Linked DNA regions of Homo sapiens: region 1 is linked to region 2. A link is a contact called in ENCODE Hi-C or POLR2A ChIA-PET data. All regions are on one chromosome and are shown on one strand. The core of a region is the stretch at or near the end of the contact, and the rest is flanking DNA. Distances in the headings are between cores, read along the strand shown. Region 1 has its middle 120 kb from the start of CDH19. Region 2 has its middle 79 kb from the start of CDH19.

Evidence for each region. A loop is a pair of places that touch in the nucleus more often than their neighbours do. ChIA-PET counts read pairs that join two places held with the same protein, here RNA polymerase II (POLR2A). Pooled maps may share reads with other maps.
Region 1: a map of heart right ventricle shows a loop between it and region 2 (3-fold over the local background). The contact joins two enhancer-like sites. A Hi-C loop is called at or near these places in 5 of 168 maps with a recorded cell type or tissue (Right ventricle myocardium inferior, dorsolateral prefrontal cortex, heart left ventricle and 2 more) and 4 of 50 pooled maps. POLR2A ChIA-PET finds 5 or more read pairs at or near these places in 1 of 52 experiments (activated CD4-positive, alpha-beta T cell).

What each region holds. Positions count from the first base shown.
Region 1 is chr18:66,722,716-66,728,313 of GRCh38, forward strand. No RefSeq gene overlaps it. Among named protein-coding and RNA genes, the nearest start is that of CDH19, 120 kb to the left of the region's middle. Within about 2 kb of position 2,161, at least 4 of the 41 ENCODE cell types and tissues checked have a DNase peak (open chromatin) inside an H3K27ac peak, as active enhancers do.
Region 2 is chr18:66,680,594-66,686,233 of GRCh38, forward strand. No RefSeq gene overlaps it. Among named protein-coding and RNA genes, the nearest start is that of CDH19, 79 kb to the left of the region's middle. Within about 2 kb of position 2,523, at least 5 of the 41 ENCODE cell types and tissues checked have a DNase peak (open chromatin) inside an H3K27ac peak, as active enhancers do.

The sequences.
Region 1 (5,598 bases), core at 911-3,410, 42 kb after region 2:
AAGCAAACAAATGGAATGGTTCATCTTGATACCATTAAATCTCTTACTCTAACTGTACCCGGAAACCATGGTTTTCCACTTGTTAGAATGGAATAACGGCCCTGCCTATCTACGGCCAAGCTCTCCAGTTCTGCAGTGAATCAAAACAGTTCTCATTTTTCTAAAACATTATTCAAGAAATAAACCACAATTGTTTCCTTTATCATTTGTCAGAACGTTCTGACATTGACTTCCATGTTGCCACATTTAGTGGGCAATTTCCTGTCTTCATTCTATTTGATATCAGCAAAATTTGAGGGAGATAGAATGGCCCAATTGTTTAGATGTATACGTGTTGGTTTTTTCACCTTCTTCTCTAGCCAATCCTGCCTAGAATCCTTGCTAGATTCTCTTCTACAGAAAATTTACCTCTACATATAAATATCAGATGTAAATAACAGTATATTTCTCCAAGGGTCAACAATTTTTTAATAACATAAATCAGTTAAAAGGAGCAGCAGCAAGTCGTCTGAACTTTCAACAAAAATTAAACACAAATGAAAATAGTACTATTTTATGTGGGTCTCAATATCCTTTTTTTTTTTTTCCTTTTGATACAGAGTCTTGTTCTGTCACCCAGGCTGACTGCAACCTCCCCCTCCCAGGTTCAAGGGATCCTCCTGCCTCAGCCTCTTGAGTAGCTGGGATTACAGGAGTCCAACACCATGTCAAGCTAATTTTTTGTGTGCTGTTAGTGGAGACGGGGGTTTCACCATGTTGGCCAGGCTGGTCTCGAACTCCTGAGCTCAAGTGATCCATCCACTTCAGCCTTCCAAAATGCTGGGATGGTAAGCATGAACCACTGCACCTGGCTTCAATCCTTTTAAAATATCATTTTTTTTTAATTCAGCAAATATTCAGACATACCAAAGAATAGAGACACTAAAGGGGGAATATGTCTGACCTGTCTTTTATCTTACGCTGAGCAGAAAAGTCTCAGGGCCTGCAGAAATTTCATTCAGGACAGAATGAATGTTTCCTCCACTAAGTTAGGTTGAAAGTAAAGTTTGAGACAAATAAATGTGTGTGATTATTATAGTCTACAAGCTATGCTTGTTCAATATGAACAACTGCATTCATTGGCTTTGGAGGGCTGATCTTTCAGTCTGTCCAAGATGTGAAATATTAGCATGCAGAAAGGGCCCTTTCTGATTTAAATCTGAGAAAGAAAGACTGTCTCCTCTAAGAAATCTTTTGCTATTTTAGCTACATCAACGGTAACTGAAGTTGATGCTTTAGATGGCATGTAGGTTGCATTTGCTTCAGTCTTTGGGATAGGAAGGGTTCTAGTCTGAAAGGAAAGTGTAAGTGGGAGAAAACTGAGAGCCATGTTCTGAGAGCACTTACACTTGTAATCGTGGGTTTCTGGAAAAGTGGAACTCTAACAGGGATTGGGAAGTAGGTTAGTAGTAGAGAGGGGTCCAGAAAGCTTCCTTAGACTCTGGGAGAATCTTTTACTACATCAAAACTGCAAAATTAAATGGACGTAGAAAGCCATTATATCTCTGCTATATACTTTAAAAAGCTCCACAACTAATTAGAAAAAGTTGGCTATGGTTGGTTATTAAAGAATAACTCTAGTTATTTTTTTACATTCTATTCACTATTTTCTTCTCAGTCTCAGGTTATACTGTCAATTGCTTATCAGAATCTTTATGAAGAAGGCATCTTTGCAAAATCATTTTATTCTGAGACTTTATTTTAAAAATATGACAATACAAATATCATCCTTTAAAAGTCTTCCCTCTAGCCTCCAAAAGCATTACCCATATGAGGTATACAAAGTCTTGTACAACACATTATAATGTCACTACAATTCTTCCTATTTATTCCCAAATGAGGAACATTAGCAATGACATTAAGAACCAGATGAGAAAGAAATCAAACTTCAGAAGACAGAGAACAGAGCATACGCTCATATCTCTTGTGGATGAAGCTATGTTTATATCAATGATAGTGAATTTCAGAATGTACTGTCCTGAATTTTGCAAGCTGAACAAAGACATATTGTAAAACAAGATCACGCTTTGTGGTAGAATTGTGAACTGCTAGGAATCAATAAGAGGAGAAAGTTCATGTTGCCACACCCCAGTCAGAAATGAAGTGGAAATACAAGAAACCATGCCAAAGGTAGGCGGCTTTGCAAACAAACCACAAGTACTGACTCCATGAGCAGCTTAGTCCCTAAGCGCAGATATTTGCCTTTTTGAACAGCTGTTTATTGTAGAACTTGACTGTTCTACAATCAAATTTTTCTCAAGGAAACACAGAGTTATTACAGATCTTGAATATATTGTTCAGAAGTCACAGTGAAAATGTAAAATCAAGAGTACTCTCTGAAATACCACTAAGACAGAGTGATTTCTGATACATTCATTCCCAAAACAGTTCAAGTCTCTTGTCTATCTGATATATGACAGGCATAGGCTTTGCTATAAAAACTGCAAGGACAAATGAAACTAGCTCTTGCGGTCAGATTGCCTACTTTCTAAATGAAAGAAACTCAGGTCAATTCACATTTTAATATGTTTTTGTAAAAGGCATAAATGGTATATGCACAGGGCTTTTTATGAGGAACATAGAAGAGAGAATTAACCATGTCTAACTGGTAGGAAGCACTGAAAGTCACCTCTAGTACAATATTTCTCCACACAAACAGGTTTAATAAAAGTGTATGTTTTAAGGCATAATAAGAAACTGTAGCATTGTGGTTGGGCATAATGGCTCACGCCTATAATCCCAGCACTTTGGGAAACTGAGGTGGGAGAATTGCTTGTGTCTAGGAGTTTGACACCAGCCTGGGCAACATAGAAAGACCCAATCTCTACAAATAATCATAATAATAACTGTTCTAGGCATGTGGCACATGCTTGTAGTCTCAGCTATTTGGGAGGCTGAGGCAGGAGGCTTGCTTGAGCCCAGGGGTTTGAGGCTGCAGTGAGCCGTGATCATGCCACTGCACTCAGCCTGGACCACAGAGTGAGACACTGTCTCTAAATAAATAAATAAATAAATGAATAAACAAACAAATAAAACTTAAACATTGCTTTGCTACTTATAAGATAAATGGGGTAGCTGAGGCCCTCCTCCAGGGTGGGATCATGCCAGCTGGTGCACTGGAAGGCTCATAGTGCTTGTTCACATATCTGATTCCCAGAGCTCTGTGACAGATCCTGAGCCATTTTCTCTGGGTGGGTAGAGGAGAGTTGGTTAAACCCTTCCAGCCAGCTTACCAAAGCAAAGGTGCCAGATAAATACATACTATGCTAGTTTAGTTTAATTAATTTATCTTACCATAGCATTTTATTTATGTATTTATTTTAGGATGGTGGTTTATAGGAGAAACCTAATAACATAAAGGCACTTGTGACTCAGGAGAGAGGGCCCCACAGGTTGTTGGAAATATTACCTGAGCAGTGCAGGAGTATCTTGTGAGTAGCCTGTGCTGTAGGGTCTGCAGCCAGAAAGAGAAATAGGAAAATCTAAGGGAAAGTAGAACACTGTGTCAAATGCTTATAAGATCTCCAAAGCAAGGACATGATGGTGGAGAGGAGGGTGGCATTGAAACACTCCCAGAACATGTACTATATGATTCTACTACATTTTAAAATTCACTCATCAACTTATGCCTTTGCCTTTTCTTTCCTACTAGATGTGAGTCCCTGGAAGGCAGGGCCCTGCTCTAATCTAGCTGTCTTTTCACAGCAAAAGCAGGCAATGGAGGAATCAGAGAAGGCAAATGAAGGGCAAAGGCTCCCATGCCTTGATGAGGACAATAGATTGGTCACAGTTTGACTGATGCCTGGCCACTGCAGGTAAATGAATCAAATGCATACACAGCACACGGATTATAGCTACACACATAGCTCACAGGTTATCTGTGGCTGATCAAACTAGTGTGCAAAACTCATGGAACGCACCCAAAATCCTGAATCATACATTCACAAAATTGGGGAAAAGCTGCAAGATGAAACTTAAAGAAGTTTATTTTGGATTACAGTATATATTTCTGATATGCTCAGTTGGTATAAACCATTATAAACAGAATGGCAGAAAATAATAGGGTGACACTTGCAAATAAATGAAATGCATGATCTTGAAATCGAATAGACTAAGCTTTAACATGCATTGTCTTGCAGGCCCTGTGACCTCAACTCATTTAACCAAAGCCTCACTCATTTCATCTAACAACTAGAGATGGTAATTTCACTTAGCACAAACTCTCCCACAAGTTAAGATTTGATAAATCTTGACCATTATGTTTTTTTCAGTGAGTTGTATATGAAAATATTTCACTGTGTGCTTTTAAAATAATATTTATTTTTGTTTGTAATTGACAGATGATAATTGTACATATTATTGGTGGACTATGTTATGTTTCAATACATGGATACATTGTGCAATGATCAAATCAGGGTAATTAACATATCCATCACTTCGAACACTTTTTTTTTTTTTTATGAGACACAGTTTCACTCTACCTTCTGGGCTGGAGAGCAGGGTGCAATCTTGGCTCACTGCAACCTCTGCCTCCCGGATTCAAGTGATTCTCATGCCTCAGCCTCCTAAGTAGCTGGGAATACAGTCGAGCACCACCACGCCAGGCTAATTTTTGTATTTTTAGTAGAGACGGGATTTCACCATTTTGGCCAGGCTGGTCTCGAACTCCTGACCTCAAGTGATCTGCCCGTCTTGGCATCCCAAAGTACTGGGATTACAGGCATGAGCCACCGCGCCTTTCCGCCTGTCATTATATTTTTTGTGATTAGAACATTTAAAGTCCTCTCTTCTACTTACTTTGAAATATGCAATATACATTATTATTAACTATATGCTTTTAAGAATGAAAACACAAGTTATGCTCCTTAGCTTACAAAACAATTTTGAAAAGTAAGGAATATTCATGAGAAAATTAATCTAGGAGACATCAAAAATATATATTGTCTATGTATGTATGTGTGTCTTTGTGTGTATGTGTTTTACTCTATGTATATTAGAAATAAAAAGAATTTTTTTGTATATGCAGCCATAAGAATAAAACTATCACTGCAAAATGCAGGAAGTGTAAAGAAGAAAATAAAAATTAAATCTATCCTTGAAAAATGTGCAGCAAACTTTACAGACTCCCGAGATACCGTGGTGCCTAAGAGACCAAGAATCCTCCAATTTTTCTGTCCAGATTGGGATAACTTGAAAATAATGCCAAAGCATATTCAGAATTAGTTGTAGAAGGGGCCCGGATATTCCCTAGTATAGAAGTCAAGACTATATTGAAAGGCATTTAATTGGTGGTAGCTGAGAGTTCACCTCTATCAGAATATTCAAAGCAAATGATGATTTCTGGCCCCTACTTAAGAGCAGAAATCAAATATAGAAAGAATGAAGATACTTTGGCATAATGGGAGCTGGTTAATGCAACAGGATGTGACAGTGGTTCCTGACTTGCACAATCTTTAGATACACCACTTGCACTTGCTGAGCTTGTGATGAAACACCTTCTGTGTTTTTATCATATTCAATTTTATTTTCCTGTATCAAGTGTTTTTCACACCTGTTTTC
Region 2 (5,640 bases), core at 1,273-3,772:
GAATTAGATATGCCAACTATGAACATTGAGTTTTCTGGAAGTTTCCAATGTCTTTATTTAGAGCTTATTTCTTGAATATTTGTCATTCTCAAGGAAATTCCAAATAGAAGAAATCAGTACAGAACGAAAATAAAATCACCTTACAAAAATATTTAAAATCTTAGGAAAATGTAAGACACACTTGAGTCTTCTGACATTTTGGAAAAGAAATTGTAAAAAGAAACAAACTGAGTCCTGGGAAAAATACTTTCAAAACACATATAAAGATTAGTTATTTTAAATATGCAAAGAACTATTAAAACTCAACAATATAAACAAAAAAATGGACCAAGACCTCAACAGAAACCTCAACAAAAAAGCTATATAGATGCAAATAAGCATATGAAAAGATAAATTATATATCATATATCATCAGGTAAATGCAAATTAAAACATCTATGCAATTTCACCATACACCTGTTAGAATGGCCTAAATGCAGAACACTGACAACACCACATGCTGGCAAGCACATGGGGAAGCTGGAACTCCCATTCACTGCTGATAGGAGTGCAGAATGGTACAGACAATTTGGAAGACAGTTTGGTGGTTTCTTACAAAACTAAACATAGCTATACCATCCAGCCAATTGTATTTCTTGGTATTTATTGAAAGGAGTTGAAAAATTATTTCCACACAAATCCCTGCACATGGATGTTTACAGCAGTTTTATTCATAATTATCAAAACATGGATGCATCCAAGATATCCTTCAATTGGTGAATGGATACATAAACTGTGGTACATCCAGAAAATGGAATATTCAGCACTTGAAAGAAATGAGCAATCAAGTCATGAAAAGGGGTGGAGAAATCTTGAATGCATATTAGTAAGTAAAAGAAGACAATTTCAAAAGGCTATACATTACGATTCCAACAATAAGACATTCTGGAAAAAGCAAAACTATGAAGACAGTAGGAAGATCCTCAGTTGCCAGGGGTTAGGAGACAGAGAGAAGTGAATAGACACAAAGAAGAGGATATTCAGGGCAATTAAACAGTTCTGTATGATACTACAGTGGTGGGTACATGACATTACATACTTTTCCCGACCAGTAGAACATACAGTACCAAGAGTGTGAGCATCAGCTATAGACTGGGTGATTATGATGTGTCAATGTAGGTTCATCAATTGTAACAAATGTACCACTCTGGTGGGGATATTAATAATGGAGTGTGTGTGTGTGTGTGTGTGTGTGTGTGTGTGTGTGTGTAGGTTAGGGACTTTTATAGGAATTCCCTTTACTTCCCATTCATTTTTTTGGGATCCTAAAACTACTTTAAAAAAAAATATTAATATCGTTATAAAACAAAACAAAAATCAACCAAACAAAAAAATCCCACAGCTGTGATTACCCTAATTACAAACAAGTGTGCAGTGGGACTTGTGTATTTTACGGACAGTGATCCTTGAGAAAACCTTAAGTTTCCTACTGACCTTAAATTTTATCATTCTCAGCATGTGAGGCAAATAGTGAATAACTACAACTATAAAATAATTTTATATCTTTATCTACATGTTCAAATTTTATTCTATGCTTCTTGGATGGCAAAGAGTTGGTAAACAAAATAAATAGCTAATTCCTGTTCTCTACAATTTCTTACTTTTCCTGAGAAGAACAAAAAACATTTATTTTCTTAGTAAAGATGCTATTTCTTTCCTGGGACTGTACCTTTACAAAATAAGATAAATATGCCTGCTGCAACTATACCACTTAGAAACAGAACCAAGAAAACATAATCACTTAAAAATTTTTCGAATATAAATGTCATTACAAATAGAAAAACAGTTGCCCAGAACCCTGTGATCCTGTAGGAAATCAGTTAATAAAAATGAAATTTAAATGCACAGACATGAAAATCCTGTACTAGTTGATAGACTTTATCACCAGTTTGTGTTCTTATCAATAGCAGCAGACATCTGACTATATTCACTTTGGTTTACTCTGAGCATATTTTTCAAATTTAAACCTATTTTAACAAGACAAATGAAGTGACAAATGCAATAAATTAGAATGCATTATACAAGCAAATACATTTTTAGCCCTGTAGTTACAGAAAAAAAAAAATAAAAGAGAAAAACAAAACCTCACACCTATTCTTCATCTTTACTAAAGGAAGATGCCAAATACCCAGTTGGGGGGAAAGCAATTTTGAAGCAGTAGCAGTCATTACAAAGAAGATGACTCTGTGAATGTGGAGGTTACAGGTTCTTTTCTTTCCTCCTTTCTCTTTCTTTCTGCCTTCCCCCCATCAAAACACAGCTTAGAGAACAGTAGCAGATGTCCTCATTCCAGGGAAGTGCCAAGCAGCCATCTCTCTTTTGCTGTGACGGCTTCCACAGAAGGGAAGCTGTTTGCCCCGTTTCGTTCTACATGTTTGTGAATATTTGATTTTCACAGAAGACAAAAAAGGGCAAGAGCTTTGGAATTCAATAGAAGGTCAGAGTGGCAATCTTTTTGCCTGTTCCAGCTTCTTTTTATACTCTGACATCTGGCGCCCATTACCAGAACAAATTAGAGCAATTCCAGGCAGCAGCAGAGGAAGAGGACTTCCTGTTCTCAGACAGCACCGTTATCAGTGTGAGCACAGAAACTAAGGCTCAAAACAATGCAGCCATAGAAATAGATTTGTGGCACTTGTTTTGCAAGTGTAAAGCATAGCCCACAGCAAGTGTAATTAAGGATGTGCATTTCATCACAGAGCAATGATACTATTGATGAGGTTCAATTTAATTTTCATGTTATTATGATATTAAACCCAACTGTGTGGAATTCCACTTTCAAAATCCAAACATAACTATGCACTCAGGTTTTTAGTTTTTTGTTTATCAAAGCATGAAAATCAGTCATAAAAAGTATTATAAAACCCAACAACTTAACTCATTTTTAGGATGCTACAATGTGTCTACGTAGGTCATTCAGAAAATTCTTCATTTAATAGGTCTGTCTCCTATTTAGTTCTTTCCACTTTCTTGATCACACATACTGGGTGTTTTGCCAAATACCCCTTGCAAATACCTCTAAAAATCTCACTGAAAGTAGCTAAACTCCCTTAATATTTGCTCTACCTCTTTGGAAGCTGTATTTGGCTTCCTTTAAAAAATCATATTTTTTCAAATAAAAATGAACTCTTCTAGGGAACTGCACACAGGAAAGGAGCAAACCGTATTGTTCAAATAGAATACAGAAGTTAAACTTCTCAATAACTTGCTCAGTGGCTATGGCAGTTTTTCATCTAAAATTTTTGTGATATTGGGTATGCAAATCACAGATCTGAGCCACTAAATGGTAACTTAGGATGGAATGCATGGATCATTAAGTGATTCTGTGATGTCTTTAAAAAAATATTTAAGCTGGGCATAGTGGCTCTCACCTGTAATCCTAGCTCTTTGTGAGGCTGAGGTGGGTGGATCCTTTGAACTCAGGAGTTTGAGACCAGCCTGGGCAACATGGCAAAACCACTTTTCTACAAAATAAATATAAATAAAAAATTAGCTGGTTATGGTGGCATGCACCTGTAATCTCAGCTACTTGGAAGGCTGAGATGGAGGATCATTTGAGGCATTGAAGTCAAGGTTGCAGTGAGCCAAGATTGCACCACTGTAATCCAGCCTGGGTGACAGAGTGAGACCCTGTCTCAAAAAAATAAAATGATATAAAAGTTAAAAAAATTAGAATAAATTATGATAGTCATTGAATATGTGTTGTAATTACGTGTATTAAACCATAAAAATAGCTTTGTTCTAATCAGTGGATGGAACAAAATATAGTCTCAGAACTTTACATTTATTCTTGATTATATACATATACCTACATTTTCTTCATTTATTGTCACAATGTCCACTTTTCTCTTCCCCAACTTCCTCACTATAATTATATGTTGATTTGTGTTATTTATGTAAAGTCTTGACGTCAAATTTTTATCATATAATTTGTGATATATATTTGTGTATATGTACACATATGCATACACTTGTATTCTATATAATATAATGGGGATTCACTAAATATTAAATGACAAATTACCTGTCCCCTCTACTTAAACACTGTGATTTGCTGTGCTTATTTAGTACAAATTTTGGATTCTTTCCAGTACTATTACATGTTGGTTTTAAATTTACATGTAGAATCTAAATACTAATATTATACCTACACTTAAGTGAAAAATATTACAACAGAAGAGGCAGAAAAAATTTGGTGAGAGTTGAATGCTTTGCCTAATTTGTTCTTTTTAAAAGAATTATGTTTTCAATAACATGGCAAATTTGTTGGCTTAAAAAAGAGATTTCTGCACTGTAGAGGTATAATAAATAGTAGAGCTACTGCATTTGTTGAGAAGCTCATGGGCAATTGGAATGGACAGCTCTAAGATATGTGCACAATGAGTAAGTAGTTGAGACTGAATGCTATGCATTGCTTTCTCACTGTCTCATTCTGATAGTTTTAAAAAACATTTTGTCTCTTTTGTTGTTGTTTGTATTTGTCTATTCAATGCTTTTCTAGTTGGGTCTATGATAGCAGAAAGATGAAAGATTCCCCTTGAATGCTATTATAATTTCTGTACATAATCCATAAATGAAAGAAAATACTTTTCCATAATAAGAAATGTATTTTGCATTTGGAGTAGAAATTCAATTTTTTAAGTGAAAATAATTATTAAGTATTTATTATTAAGTATAAGAATTATTATTTCATCTTTCAAATATCAATATTTCCATATAATTATATTTTCTCATAATAATACGATTAGTATATTTTGTCTAGTTTAAATAGTTAGATTTTATAACTCTCTTCTACAGGATTATGTGAATGATAAAATTCACATATCATAACCAATTTTGAGAAATGAAATAAAATGTGAGTAATTTTTACTTTGTTATTTTATTGTATAACTGTAGGGATATCATTATTTATATATATATATTTATGTAACTAATTCACATATTTTACAAATGTGTGTATATTCTAAATTAAATGCCAAATGCTTTTTAAATAAAGTATGATATAATTGTAATTTTATTAGTTTCCAAGAAATTTAAATTTACAATTAACCAAAATGGTCTAACTGTAGTTAAATTTTACAAGATTTTTAAAAATCTATTTATTTTTATTATTATTGTTATTTTTGAGACAGAGTCTTGCTCTCTCGCCAAGCTGGAGTGCAGTGGTGAAATCACAGCTCACTACAACCTCTGCCTCCCGGGTTCAAGCAATTCTCCTGCCTCAGCCTCCCAAGTCATTGGGATTACAGGCGCCCATGCCCACGCCCAGCTAATTTTTTGTATTTTGGTAAAGACAGAGTTTCACCATGTTGGCCAGGCTGGTCTCAATCTCCTGACCTCGTGATCTGCTCACCTTGGCCTCCCAAAGTGCTGGGATTACAGGTGTGAGCCACTGCAGCTGGCCAGAAAATCAACTTAAAAATCACTATACATTACTAAATTATGTCCCTTAAATACACAACTATTTTACTTCCACTATGTGAGAAATGCAGTTAAAATACACTTGAGTCAATAATAATAGTGATACAGGTAGCAGACAGATAGATGCTAGGCAGATGGGTGAGGTTGCCTAGAGAACCTCCAACCACCCATGTCATTGCA